2 separate regions of the Homo sapiens genome follow, and region 2 is linked to region 1. A link is an interaction called in ENCODE POLR2A ChIA-PET data of the cell type or tissue named here. Cell type or tissue: IMR-90. All regions are shown on one strand. Each heading gives the region's core, and the rest is flanking DNA. Links, peaks and the distances in the headings are about the cores only.

The links. ChIA-PET counts read pairs that join two places held together with the same protein. Peaks named below come from ENCODE experiments on the same cell type or tissue, not always from the same donor. Only the 100,000 strongest peaks of a DNase experiment are listed, where the experiment ranks them.
Region 2: POLR2A ChIA-PET joins it to region 1 with 5 read pairs; 4 of 35 experiments call an interaction of 5 or more read pairs at or near these places.

Annotation. Positions count from the first base shown.
Region 1 is chr14:59,209,467-59,217,082 of GRCh38, forward strand. All of the region lies in intron 1 of DAAM1 (dishevelled associated activator of morphogenesis 1), which reads left to right. Among named protein-coding and RNA genes, the nearest start is that of DAAM1, 25 kb to the left of the region's middle. In IMR-90, for the core only: no CTCF peak of the experiment used is centred there; DNase peaks (open chromatin) are centred at 4,105 and 6,015; H3K27ac peaks cover 152 bases.
Region 2 is chr14:59,157,297-59,164,912 of GRCh38, forward strand. LOC107984642 (a long non-coding RNA gene) reads left to right here and starts at 848. Exons shown (of 2, transcript XR_001750928.1): 1 at 848-888. In IMR-90, for the core only: no CTCF peak of the experiment used is centred there; DNase peaks (open chromatin) are centred at 2,065 and 4,375; H3K4me3 peaks cover 219 bases; H3K27me3 peaks cover 706 bases.

The DNA.
Region 1 (7,616 bases), core at 1,778-6,777:
CAGTTTTTTGATATTACCACTGTGGGAAACCAATATGCATTCAGTAGAAATTGTACTTTGAATACCCATACAACCATTCTATTTTTCATTTTCAATATAGTATCTAATAAATTCCATGAGATATTCCACACTTTATTATACAATAGGCTTTGTGTTAGGTAATTTTGCCCAATTGTAGGGTAATGTAAGTGTTTTTGAGCATGTTTAAGGTAGGCTAGGCTAAGCTATAGTGTTCAGCAGGTTGGTGTATTAAATGTATTTTCAACTTACAGTGTTATCAACATACAATGGCTTTATCAAGATGTAACCCTGTTGTAAGTCAAGGAACATCTATATGACCAAATCATCCTCAAGGAAGATTTTGCAGGGGCCAGGCACAGTGACTCATGCCTGTAATTACAACACTTTGGGAGGCCAAGGCAGGAGGATCACTTGAGCCCAGGAGTTTGAGAGTAGCCTGGGCAACATAGGGAGACCCCCATCTCTACAAAAATTAAAGAAAAAAAAAATAGGAAAAAAAGTAGATGGGCATGGTGGTACACACCTGTAGTCCCAGCTACTTGGGGTGTGTGGGCTGAGGTGGGAGGATTGCTTGCGCCCAGGAATTTGAGGCTGCAGTGAGCTATGATACAGCCAGTGCACCCCAGCCCGAGGGTCTGAATGAGACCCTGTCTCTAAAACAAACAAACAAAAAAACCAACCAAAACCAAAACAACAACAAAGTTTTGCAAATTGACGCTCTTGACAGTGAAAGAGCATTAAAGCATTTTTCACTTCACCATTGCCTACAATGAGTATTATTATATTACAATTATCTGTGATTGGACAACTAGCAAAAGCTATCACATGGTATTTTTGCATTTTAAAAATTTATTAAATATAACTTTCCTCCCTAGGTCATTTATATTTTTCCTTTCTTAAATGGCCTGTTTGCGAATTTATCTGTTTAAATCTCAATGTTTTTGAAATGACCAGAAATGGGAGTAATTAGCAATGCAAATAAGCCAGCACTTTTCATAAATATAATAAGCAGTCATTAAACCCTTTGGAAGGAAACTTACGATATCTCCAGGTACATTTTAAATGATCTAAAATATTTCTCTGTGATTAAGGGTCTCTTGCTTCAGTTTCGCATAATTAATTATCTTAACATACCCTCTCCTCATTATCTGGAGGGAAACCTCAGGCTAGCTTCTGTCATTTTCTTGCCAGTTTGCATTTCCTGGAGTTTGCCTTAGTGTTTTCTTAATCTTAGTAGTTTTCTGCTGATGGTGTGACTGCTACAAAGAAGGCTTTTCTGAAGGCATAAAAACCAGGGAAATGATACATAGTTTTTCCACTGGACTAAACTTGTTTGGAAAATAAGGAGGTAGAACAATGAAATAATCCAAATATTATGAGGAGAGAGGGAGAAGTTTATATTATAATGATTTATGTGATAAAAGAAATGTTATGCCCAGTATATTTTGTTTATACATGGTGTTGTAAAACAGATCCAAATGCTTGTCTAAAATATTTGCAGCATTGCCTGTACAGCACCTAAATTTTACAAAATGCTGTACTTACGGTCCAATTGCCTTTTTGTCAATATATCATAAACCAATATTGTAGGAGAAATGGTTTTTCTTTTAAATGCTTTAGGTTTGGTAAAGCACTTTAGGTTTGCTTTAGGTAATTTAAACAGAGAAATAAATCTTCTTCCAAGCACAGAGAGCTTCATGTTTAAAATTTTAGATGATTGTAATAATCCCAGTAACAGAATATAATGAAGTGTTTCCCAGCACACTTTAGAGAAGACATACTGAGTATTATGGTTCTGTTCAGATTTTATTTTCTGGGACTCTATTTTAAAGTGCTCCATCTGTATTTAAGAAAACACATGCATGCACATACATCCTGTGGCACTCTCTTCTAGGGCAGGTGTTGGTGGGTAGGTCCCTGTGCATTTGTTTGGGGGACACGTTTGACCCAGTGGTGTAATAGTTGTTACAAGAGGATTCTCTGGAGGAAGGCTGCTGCTGCAGAGGAGGAAGTCACATTTGTCTTCTCCCAAAACATCAACTCATTGTCTTCCTAGCTTGCAAAAATGAATATTTCTCCCCAGTTGATTTGTTAATTTCTTGCATCATTCAAATGCCAGATGATTGGACTCTACACAATTGACCGAAGGAACAGAATTTCCAAGAGTGTCAGTTGCCTTTCTGAGTAAAATAATCAGACACTTCACTCACATTCTATGAATAAATAACACCTCCAGTGTAAAATGGATTATGAGATGTTTTATCTTAATTTTCTATATTTCTTGAATTTGCACTGAAAAAAATCTTGTGAACAATCTTTAATATAACACAGAATAATGATTTTAAACAGCCTCTCCCCTGCTATGACTAGTAAAGTTGTGGACTAAAAATATTCAAACATATTTTTCTCATTAATGATGAGTTCCATATTATTTTATGAACTTCTGAAAGATAAATTTTAAGAAATATAAAACACTCCTTTTATTTTCTGATTTAGCCATTCCTCCTTAATTCTTATTTTAAGTGAAATATGTGATTGCTAGATTCACATTTTGTAACTTTCTTTATGTAGGTTTCATTTTTTAATGGGGCTGATTCTAAATGGATAAAACTTTGATACATAGTTTCTAAGATAAAACATCATTAATTTTTACCATGACTGGTAGCTGCTATTGGCTTGCATTTACTGAGGTTCTCATGTTTCTACTATTTAGGCTTAAAAATATATGACAAAGTATGTGATCATAATAATGCCATAATTCATTTAGTATAGTCATCTGGTCGGGAGTTATAAACTTTTTTGAAGTCAGACTTGTTTGTTTGTTTTTTTAAATAGTATTAAATGAGAATTTCTTATACTATCAGTTGTCACAAGGTGAACAAATATAAGTAATTAAGTCAAAGTTTTGAAGCACATATTATGGCTTATGCTGTTGAAAACTCTCCAGTGTTTTAGCATAATGTCCGAGTCAAGTTAGAACACAGGTCTCTGCTAATTGTCATATCTTAGATGATTGCCTGATAAAGATGATTGTCTGGCGTAGCTTGGAGTACCAATACAGGAGACATGTTCTTCCCCCACTTCCTATTCCTTCCACTGCCATGCTAGACAATGCTTATCAAAGGTGACATTCTTTCCTACCCAGCTTGGACATGCCTCATAATCCTGCCCAAGCAGCATTCTAATAGCCACAGCTAGTAAACAAGGGATCTAACTAGTTTGTCAGTGTAGGTAGTAGAATCTTTAAATTTTTTTTTAAAGGCCATTGTTAGTATTTTTAAGAGATCAATTTACATCATTTATTTCAGATGGAATATTGTTTATTTCTCTGTCGCAGTGGCTCCCAATCTTTTAGAATGTTCCTTTTTAATAAAAAAGAATCAGATTCTCACATGACCTTGAATTTCTTTAACACTTTAAATGAATTTTACTTTTATCAATCGCAGCATATAAATTCATTGGAAAAATAGGCATGTGTATATGTATCAGACATTCACATGCTTATGAATGAAGGACCCCTTGTAATACTTCTGCCCCTGCCCCCCATTCCACACACCACCCCCTCCCCAGGAGTAGGGATTAGAAATCGTTAGTCTTTCCATTTTGTCTTCTGTGGTTTCAGTTAAAGTTCTAAAGACGTATTTTACTAAAAGTGGAATTGACTTTTTGTATTCAGGGGAACTTGTCAGTGGTTTTCATATTATGTGCCGTGGAGTCCCAGGATTCCAGAAGATGCCTCAAGGGAGACCCCTCCCTTCCCCCGTATCCCTTCCAGCTTTAAGCAGCCTGTCTGCTTTAAGCTCTTATATATATTGAGATTCTCCATGAGATTTCATTTGTATAAATGATTTCACAGCTTACCAAAAAAAAAAAAAAAAAAAAAAGGAAAGAGAAAACCACTGATAATCCCACCTTGTTTCACACATGATTAAATGCAATGCCCAGAGTATTTTGGGGTTATCCTGTTAGTTAATGTTGAAGCCAGGTTGAGGACTCTGATTGTCTGACTTGCAGGCCACTATCCCTCTACCCACTGCTATTCCTAAAACTAAAGGAGGATGTAAACTGACACCACCACCAGCTGTGAGTGCAGCACATACTTATATGGAAAGAAAAATTGTTTACATTGTAATACCAGGGGACTCAAATCTGTTTCAGCCCTTAAATAAAGGGTTGCAGGGTATACGTATATGTAAATGCTTGTCTTGCCTATGTGTGGCCTTCTCTCACTATTTACGGTGGGTGGAGGGAAGGTGAAGCTTACTTTTATAAATTTTATTTTAAAACACAGAAGAGCTGATGCTGCAGTCGGAAGACAGTTTATTTTTCTCCCAGAGCTGGACCCCTTCCCTGTTGTGTTTGTGACATACTTTGCCTTGTCCTGATTTTAAGCATTGGGCAAGCAGAATCTGCCATCTTTCCTGGATTTCACCATCTATCAAAGGGCAACCTCAGAGCTTGTTTCTCAGCAGTGGTCACCTATTTCCATTATTAAATCAACTTGCTACCAAGATATCAGGCAGATATCACACTTAACGTACCTGGTTTGATTTGGCCTGCCTTTTTTCATCTGAGGCGTTAGCACAAAGCTAAATTTCCCTTTGAAGTTCACTGTGATTCCGAGGATCTTTGCTTCAGTTTACTTTGGAAGATTGGGGCTGTAGCTGATTCAAGATAACTGGAGCAGGTGTCTGGTGACAGTTTGCAAAGGGTGCTGTGTAGACCTAAGTTCTGTGCCTGGCATGAGAAACCTCTTTGTCTTTCTTGTATACGTTGGTTTAAGTTCATGTGGATCACTATGAGGGATGTTAAATGTTTTGCATTTAGATTCTTCCAAGTTGGCAGGTGCAAGGCAGGCCTGGCTGCTACCACAGACCCCTGACGTGCTTCTTTCTTCCTTGCTCTCCTCAGGAAGGTCATCCTATTTGAAGAGATACTTTTCTGTTAACTGTGGAAAAGCCAGATGTCTCACTTTAGGCAATAGTTTCAACTTCGTTTCTTCCCATGTAGTTTGACAGATCGACCTCAACCCTGACCCAGACAACTACTAATCTGCTTTCTGTCTGTATGGATCAACCAGTTCTGGACATTTAATATAAATGAAGTCATGTAATATGTGGTCTTTTTTGATTGACGTCTCTCATCTAGTTTAATGTTTTCCAAAGGTTCATCCATGTCATGGCATGTATTGGTACTTCATTCTTTTTTATTGCAAAATAATATTCTGTTTTATAGATATACCACATTTTTTTTTATTCATGGACATTTGGGTTGTTTCTACTCTTCAGCTATCATGAATAATGCTGCCGTCAACATTTGTGTTTAAGTATTTGTGCGAACATGCGTTTTCACTTCTCTTGAGTAAATACCTAAGTATGGAGTTGCTGGGTCATATAGAGACTTGGTGTTTAACAATTTGAGGAAATGCCAAATGGTTTTCTAAAGTGACTGCACTATTTTATATTTCCACCAGCAATGAGTGAAAGTTCAGGTTTCTCCATATCTCATGTGTTTTTTAAACACTGTATTCTGTTGTGTTTATAAAATGTTTCCTCTTGTCTTCATAGATGAGGGAGTCAGGGACCTGAATGATAATTTTGGAGGAAATGAAACAGATGAAAGTGAAATAAATTATTTTCATATTGGCTCAGTGTAGCTGTGGAAACCTTTCAGCCCTGAGCCTACAAACCTTCCTGTTTGACTGGATATGACATTACCAGGAGTTTTACTTTCCTGCCTTTATTGTCCCTGGAGAGAAAAAAGAAATATGTCTTTTCCACAGCTAGACATGGAAGGTTCAAACAAATATAAAGGACCCCTGAGTTATTAACAATTCCATGGGAACATGTGCTTGGTGTATGCCCAGAATAGTTCCTTTCAAATGATTCTCTTGGTGCTTCTGCACTGTTCTTCACCAGAGTGTAACATAAGAGCTGAATCAAGGCTTGTTCAGTCAGTGTTTGGAAAAGAAGTGGTGGCTGGATGCTGGTCAGCTGGCTTGGGCTGTTGGCAAGCTTGCCACCGACCATGCTTTCTGCAGGCGGCAGCCGCTGCAGGCTTGTTAAAGGCCTGCACCAGGCCGAAGTGTTTGCATTTGCCCTGTCGGAGCTCAGGATAACAAGGCCTTTCATAATCCACCACAGTAGTAAGCAGGCAAGTCCGGTGGCTCTGGAAATGTCCCAGTACACCAGCCAAAGGCAAAATCCCAGCTCCTTTGCCCTGTGTGACAGCCGCGGGGAGTAGGCTAGGGTGGGGGTTGAGGTAGATAAGGAAGGAAACACCAAGGAATGTCATTTTTGTTACATAAATTGATAACTCCAAGTGCCTTCTCGCTACAATTGATTGCTTTGGGTCATATATTGACAGTAAGCAATTTGATTATTTGCCTGCTGAAATGACACTATAGCATGAGAGGTCAGCCTCTTAGGACAGCCTTTCTCACGTTCCTCTCATTTTTATTCTTGCTGAGCGGGACCATATGAATGACAGGCTTGTTTGCGAGGGTAGATTTCCATTCCATTCATGCACCTTGCAGACCCAGTCACTCTTCTTGTGGGTGGAGTTTGCTACACACAGGTGGAGTCTAGAAGGTGAGGTCCCCAGGGCCTCCCAGCCCTGTTTGAGCTGATTTTCTCTTCCTTGAGTCTTGTCCAGCCATACCTCCTCTGACTTCCCAGGGTCCCTCCCTAAAATGCCTTACTCACATGAGGAGAGGACCCTGCATTCTGACCTCCTCTCCATTAATGCTGCCTGTCTCAGGCACAGTTTTTCAATGTACTGTGTTATTTCTGTATTTCTGTCAAGTCAATATCATGCTTTTATTAAAATGACTTTGAGTGTGTGTGTGTGATATTTTTGGACAGCTGCCTGTTTATTATACTCATGCACATTGTCTGTATTTCATAGAGTAGGCAAAAAAAGGATTTTAATCAATTGCAAGAGTCAATTTCAGGCAGGACGCAGTGGCTCATGCCTGTAATACCAGCACTTTGGGAGGCCGAGGCAGGTGAATCACTGGAAGTCAGGAGTTCGAGACCAGCCTGGCCAACATGGTGAAAGCTCTTCTCTACTAAAAGTACAAAAACTAGTTGCTCGTGGTGGCATGTGCCTGTAATCCCAGGTATTTGGGAGGCTGAGGCCGGAGAATAGCTTGAACTGGGAGGCAGAGGTTGCAGTGAGCTGATATTGCACCACTACACTCCAGCCTGAGGGAGAGAGCGAGACTCTGTCTCAAAAGAAAAAAAAAAAAGTCAATTTCATATCACCATGAAGTATTGGAATTCTTTAAGATTAGAGTAACACTTGATGTGTTTCCTGTTGACTAACCGTTTGTGTGATTTCTGTAGTAATTAAGGTGTTTGGCTTAGTTACCTCAATTGGAACTATAAAGAATTGAATTTTAAGTATATACTATGTGTATGTCTATATAGTTTTTTTTTTTTTACTTGTTTGTAGCCCAGCGATGCTTGAAAGTTGAGAGACAATACCTCCCCAAACACCCCAATATAGGAGTTTCCAGCAGTTTTTAGTTTTTTAAAACAGATATTTGATCCACGTTTGTTTGTCTTGCATTGTGTTTGACCTGGTCTTGGGAG
Region 2 (7,616 bases), core at 1,327-6,326, 53 kb before region 1:
AAAACTCTAGACACTGAAGTTCAGTGGATCTTCCTGGTTGATCAACACATCGATGTGCCAGGAGGGTGACACATCCTGATCCCAGAAGGAGAACACATGGAAGCTCTGCATTCGAGACCCTCCCAGACCTTGCCCTGTGTGTCTTCATTGAGAGAGTCTTGATTTCCATTCTTTATAATGAAACTCTAATCCTAAGTGTAGTGCTTTTCTGAGTTGTGTGAGTTGTTCTCATGAATTATCACACCTGAAGTGGTTATGAGAATCTCTGAATTTGTAGCCAGTCAGTCAGAAGTGTGGGTATCCCAGGGACGCTTGAAGTGTGGCTGGCATCTGCAGTGAGGGTAGTCTTGTGAAGGGCTGAGCCCTCAACTTGTGGGGTCTGCATCAACTTTAGGAGGTTAATGCCAGAACTGAATCTTGTTAATTCCTCTTTGACATAAAGCACATGCCTTGGCTAGCCAGGTAAAGGCAACTTTGTGAGTCCAGAGCCTACTCTTCCTCATGGTGGCAGCCCTCAGAATATAGGCACAAGGTCACCTTTGGCTTGAATAGAACTCCTCCTTCTCCAGTCACTTCAGATTCAGAGGGGGTCATAAGCCTGTGTATTTTGTAAGGGCACTTGTGTAGGAGCCTTTAAATTGGAGGCAATAGACCAGATGATTTTGGAATATGTATACGATGCTTAAAGAGTACCTGATATGGGGTAAGAGTTCAATAAAAGCTATGGGCTATTATTGCTTTAAATTTTTGTTTTTATTTTTGTTTAGAGACAGGGTCTTGTTCTGCCCAGGCTGAAGTGCAGTGGCACAATCATAGCTGACTGCAGCCTCCAACTCCTGGCCTCAAGCAATCCTCCCACCTCTGCCTCCCAAGTAGCTGGGACAACAGGTACATGCTATTGCACATGGCTATTTTTTTTTCTTTTAAGAAATGTGTTCTTGCTGTGTTGCCCAGGCTGGTCTCGAACTCCTGTCTTTAAGCAATCCTCGTACCTCAGCCTTCCAAAGTACTAGGATTACAGGCATGAGCCACCCTGCCCAGCCTATTGCTGTTAATTACTATTATTATTAGGGTTATCATTACTTGATTGAATTAGTGAAATAAACCACTGAAATAATATTTATTTTTCTGTAATCCTTTCATCAGAGTTTTGTAAGGGTCTTCCTCAACATGTGGCTATCTCTAGGCTTCTTTCTAGAAACAGAAAGTAGCCCTCCACAAGACTACTCTCACTGCAGATGCCAGCCACACTTCAAGGGTCCCTGGGATACCCACGCTTCTGAGTGACTGGCTACAAATTCAGAGATTCTCATAACCCCTTCAGGTTTGATAATTCATGAGGGCCTTGTGTCCCTACCAAGTTAGCAAAGAAAACCCAGTACAGCAGCAGGCCTTGCCTCAGATGAGCAACAACCATCAACAGCCTCCAATTGAAAGGCTCCTACACAAGTGCCCTTACAAAATACACAGGCTTATGACCCCCTCTGAATCTGGAGAAGGAGGAGTTCTATTCAAGCCAAAGGTGCCCTTGCGCCTGTATTCTGAGGGCTGCTACCATGAAAAACAGTAGGGTCTAGACTCACAAAGTTGCCTTTACCTGGCTAGCCAAGGCATGTGCTTTATGTCAAAGAGGAATTAACAAGATCTAGGCAAGAAAGTTATAGGGAAGATATTTAAAACACGTATATATGGTAGGAAAAACAAAACATTTGATTTACAGTTTGGCAGGACTATGTTCAAATCTAGTCTTTGCCACCAACCAGCTTTATAACTTGAGGCACATTTTTTATCCCTCTGAATGTGTTTCCCTCTTACATAAAACTGGATAATAATGAGGCACTCATGAGGTTGTTGGAGGGAAGCAATGAAATGATGCATGTAGAGTGTTTACCATAGTGCCTGGCCCAGAGTGAGTGACTGAATGCATGTTACTTACCATCTCTTTCCCTTTATGGGGGCACAGTGAGAAAAATCTTCTACTCGCTTACTATTTAAAAAGCCCAGTGCAGAAAGCTTTCTAGGATCAGATTACCAGTTACTCTTTTCCTGAAAGGCAAGTCTTAGGTTACAGTTTTACTGTAAACATCTTCAAAACACTGCAGGCAGAAAAATCAAGGAGATTTGCAGTTCCTAGAAGGATTCATGATATCCCATGAAAGTTCATATTTCAAGGCTGATCTACTACTGGTTGATGGGATTCTCTCATCAGGGGTTTTCTTTCTCCATGTGGCTTCTTAGAAGATAATCTGACCTTCACAGTTTATTCCCCACAATTTGTCCCTTTACACAGATAGTGTTTTCTATCGCATGAACATTTAGAGACTATTCCTGTTCAGTATTTGCTGCAGGGAATGGAATTGAACTCTTCCATTAATGAAAAATCTTTTTATTTAGTCAGAACTTTTAACTCTTCTTTCCGCCTCTCCCCAGTGCTAAAATCCTGCCTGCCAATATTACCAAGGTAGGAATGACTGCAAAGTTCAAAACTGCTTTCAACAGATACCTATTGGTATGGTGTCACGGGTAGGTAGGATATGGATCCTTCAGAGGCATGTACTTTGTGTCATGTGCAGTCTATAAGTTGCTGGCCGAGGAAACATCATTAGACTAATACTAATCAACCAATAATTATGTATTTGTAATTAAGCATGGTTGCAAACATTAACTATAAAAATGTTCACTCTAGTATTTTTTAGTGTTCCTACTTCATAAAAAAGGTAGAAACAAACTAAATGCACAGCCCCTAAAGAATTGGTTAACTCAGTTACTGAATTTATGTGTAATAATAGGTCGCTATTTAGCTATTAAAAATGAAGTTGTAGAAATACATTTATTAACATATTTACATATTAGCAGTCTAAATGTGCCAAAAAGAAAAGAATAAAATTATGTTGTACAGTCTCATTCTTGCAAAAGAAAAGTTTATATATTATATATACATATAGACAATGAATATGCCAAGGAAAATAGCTAAAAGGATATGCACTAAAATGCAAGTGATTGAATTACAGTTGAGTTTTATTTTCTTTTTTCTACAATATAATTTCAGTTTTTTCTATCATGAATATGTATTATTTGCATACATTTTAAAAGCTATTATGAGAATAATTATTTCCTGATCACCTCACTAGGTTCAGTGAGATGTAAGAAAAGCATAATAAGGCTTCACAGTAAAAAGAGTTTACGTGCTAGAACAGGCAATATATTAGAAGCCTCAGCCAAACACTAGGGTGCTTACCTCCGTAATAAACTCTCCTGTGTGCGAGATAACCATGGACAAGCCGTATCCCTTTTCTGTACCTCACTTTTTCCATATGGAAAAGCACAGTGACATTCCACACCTCGATATGATATCACTGAGATTGAGTGTATACCTCTTACATGCTCTGGGTCACAGGAAAAACCCACATACTGTCAGCACTCTGGATTTCCATTAGTGATATCAGCCATGGGTTTGTCGGCATATTTATTTAGTATTTCTATTTATTTTGCTATTATTAGATTATGTTCTGGAAATTTTTCCATGCATCATGGAGAGAGGCTTCTCTGTGGGAAATCTTAAATTGGTAATCATTTCCATCAGGAGCAAAGAAGATGTTTTGCTTTTTGCTTCTCTGTTAAGGTTGAGGAGATCTTTTATACATCTCTGTACTGTTTGGTTTTGCAGTGCAGGCTTTTCTGAAGCAAAATTTCACAGATAGTATGGCCTCTGATCAGAGAGCAGGGTAATTCAGCAAAAGGGAAATTAAGAGTTTGCAATGGCTATTTAGTCAGTGTGCAGGCCACTAAAGAGAAAGTAGATTATAAAGTAGAGAAATATCGAAAGTTGCAGGTTGATCTTCAGCTTTTATAAAGAGTCGTTATAACTTCTACATAAGATTCCACGGTTCAAGAACTCTTAAACCTTTGCAATGTCTAATGATATGGAAAAAATACTTATCTAATCATTTAAGAAGAGCAAAGGGTGATTCCTACCAATTGTTTCTTGAAATTAACAGAATAAATCCGACACTGGGTATTTAAAACTGAATAAATATCAATGTTAATAAGCTTTAAATGGGTTTCCGAGACTCTTCCTGATTAACTGTATCATGCACACTTCTACATCTGGCAGAAAACTGAAGTACTGAAAATCTTACTCTGAGGTTGTAGATGATCAGTGTCAGGTACTTAATTACGATTCATCTTCAACTCCAATTTAACCATTAATTAAAGTAGGTATCCTTGACTTGACATTCAGTGCAAGAAAAGCTCAAAAAGAAAATGTATTACACAATTCTGAAAAGCCACTGCCTGGCTCCTTTATGTGTGTTGCTCACGGTAGCTATAGCAACCAGTGTTTAAGACAAAAACACACAAAATCAAAGTCCTAGGCTGATGTGACAGCTCTCAAATGGCTTTGTTCTGTGTCTAAGATTTCCCTTCCTCCTCTTGCATCATATTTCACCCCAAAGCCTTGAATGACTAACGCACCACTTGGGGATGGGCAGACCAATGTTCACAGGAACAAAAGGGAAAAGGGTGGGCTGGAGACAGGCTGTATTAGGACCACCTGTCCTTTCGGAGAAACTAAAATGTAGATGTCCAGTGCAGCTAGTGAGACTCAGTTCCCTCCGTGTTCTGCTGGGAAAGAGACTGTTCTGCAACAGCTGTTGCGTTGTGTCGGCAGTGCCTGTCCATCCCCCTCCAGGAGCATAGATGGGGTCAGCCCCTGCATTGCTCAGCCACAAACTCACCGTAACCTTCCCTGGGCTGAGCATGGGGTGGGAGGGTGGTTTCTATTTCTAGACTAAAAAAGAACAGATGACTTTTCATGTTTAGTTCTAAGTAAAGAAAGAGGAAGGGAACAGGGTGGGAGAGGGAGCTAGAATTAATACTCTGAGCATTTACAGAAAACAAATTGGGGTAGTGATTTTTATTTGGGCTTAAACATTTTAGTTAGTATTTCATTTATTATTCTAGCAGATGTGGGCCACACGTTCAAACAGAAAAGTGGTAAATAGAAACTATTCAATTTGGGCATTCATGTTTTCAACATAAAGGGACATGGACTATTGTATCCAATACTGGCCTAAAATGCTAAAAGCACACTTTTCTAGTATTCTATTAATTGAGAAAAATTAGGCCACCTCCAAAATATGGGAAATTATAGACCCCTGAATATCCCTTTTGGAAAACTACATCTGACATTACATTGCAGGGCATATTATCATGGCTGGAATATTTTTACACATGTAAACCCTTAATTGAATGACAAACTAATAATTCTCAAGAATTTCTTTAAAGGAAGTTTAATATTTTGGTTGGCAAATGTGCCCAGAGGAAGTATCACATTAATAATACTTGCTTTTAACACGGTTCATTTCTTTATATAGTCGGAATGCTTTATGGTGGATTAAATCCACAAATTGAAAAGAGAATGAATGCACTTGAGCTTTTATGACTTATTCTGTCTAAAGAATACTCTTAAGAAGCACAAAAATAAAACCCTGTCTCATGCCTGAGGGTAAGGTTAAATGATTAATGGCTTGAAAAAAAAAGAGAAAGTTACAATATATGTAAGGAAACAATCCATTAATCAGCGATGAGGAGAATATACAATATTGCTTTGCTAATGAAGATCGTAACTGTAGTCTAGCCTTGGACCTACTCAAATTAAGTTGGACCTACATCCAATGATGTGGGGATAAAAAATATAAAAAATTATTATCCATAACACAAATGCTCAATTTCCTCGGGCTCCTGGGTTCAATCACATATTTGGATGAGTTCTTTGACAGTGCTAAGTAGAGAAATGGCTTGTAGAAAAGAGTTCTAGAACTTTCCTAGATGTCTGAAGTGCTGCACATGACATTTATGCCAGAAAAGCTTATTTATTAGTTTCGACCCATGGTCAGTGCCAATGTAAGTAGCGGGTGAGGTGAGCGAACTAGGAGTCTCATTCTGTTGATCTTACCTGCATTTTTAGTATCAAATCCAAAGGAAAAGCAGCAGCATTTTAAGAGATACAGCTACTGGAAATACTTTATTTCGGTCAATTGGCAGACAAGTATAACGTGATTCCTTAATGCAAAGGGACAGATGCCTCTTAATGTAGCCATTAGCAAAAGAAGGGTATGTCTTATTGATTGCTATAGCTAAGAAGCATGCTGATAAATACAAAGTTGGCATTTATAAGGCATTATGCCTTGAGCAGTTCAGATATTCACCAGGGTGGAAACAGAGAACCAAATCAGGGGTTTCCACTACAAGTGACTTAGGCTGCTTGTCTGGCTCTTCTGACAGCCTTGGTCCAGAAGCAGAGCAACATTATAAATAAAAAGTACATAAGGGCACTAAGTGCAGGCACAAGGGACTTGGGTGAGCTGGAGAGGGGTTCCTCCTGTTAGGGTACCAAAATTCCCACCAAAGTGAACACCCTCCCTGTCTTGATCCACCGACAAGCATAGGCTTGGGGTCCAAAGAGATCTGATGTTAAAACATAATTGTTTGAACTGCACAAAGTACTCAATCTCTCTGAACCTTAACTTCTCATCTATAAATTAATGGATTTTTTGAGAAATAACAGGTAAAGTATACAAATTGCTTACTTAGCACAGTGCCAGGTACATATTAAGCCTTTTCTCTATCTCATCAATTTCATTCCCTTATTTATATCTCTGTTTTTTGTTTTGTTTTGTTTTGTTTTTTGTTTTTGAGATGGAGTCTCACTCCGTCACCCAGGCTGGAGTGCAGTGGAACGATCTTGGCTCACTGCAAGCTCCACCTCCCAGGTTCAAGCTATTCTCCTGCCTCAGCCTCCTGAGTAGCTGGGACTACAGTCACCCACAACCATGCCCGACTAATTTTTGTATTTTTAGTAGAGACGGGGTTTCACTGAGTTAGCCAGGATAGTCTCGATCTCCTGACCTTGTGATCTGCCCACCTCGGCCTCCCAAAGTCCTGGGATTACAGGCATGATCCACCGCGCCCAGCCTACATCTCTGTTTTAAACCTACATGGCAATATAAAGGCTGTTCGTTTGCATATCAATACATTCACTTAACTCAACATTTTATCAGTTGTTTGTCTTTTCTTCCCATATTTCCGCATTTGAAGACAAACCATGAAAAAAGCAGAATGGCATGGAGTTATTGTGAGGATAAAAATAGGTAATGCACATAAAGTGCATGGTGGAGGTGAGCATTCATACATCCATTCTCTCCACAAACAATTACTGAGCACTGGCAATATGTATGTGACTATGCCATACATAGTGGGGCACAAAGGAGAGCTAGAATTGGGTCCCTACATTCAAGCAGTTCACAATCTATGTGGAGTGGTAACAGGGGTATATTAAAGTATTACAGCAGAGTGGGACACCAAAAATGCTTTCCAAAAAGAGTCAATGCTCGAGTTGAATCTTGAGAGAAAGACAAATCAACCAGATTAGGAGTAGGGGAGAGTGGAAAGTGTGTTAAGGGGTTGGATAGGGGTGGGAAGGGAAGAAGTGCCAGGTAAATACAACATACCTAGAGCTTCTAAAGCACCTTTCAGTTCCCTGCTCTCAAACGTAAGCACCCAGTGATTGCCGCCCTCTGAGGAAAGCTCCCAACATGAAAGACTGAGCCCCAAAC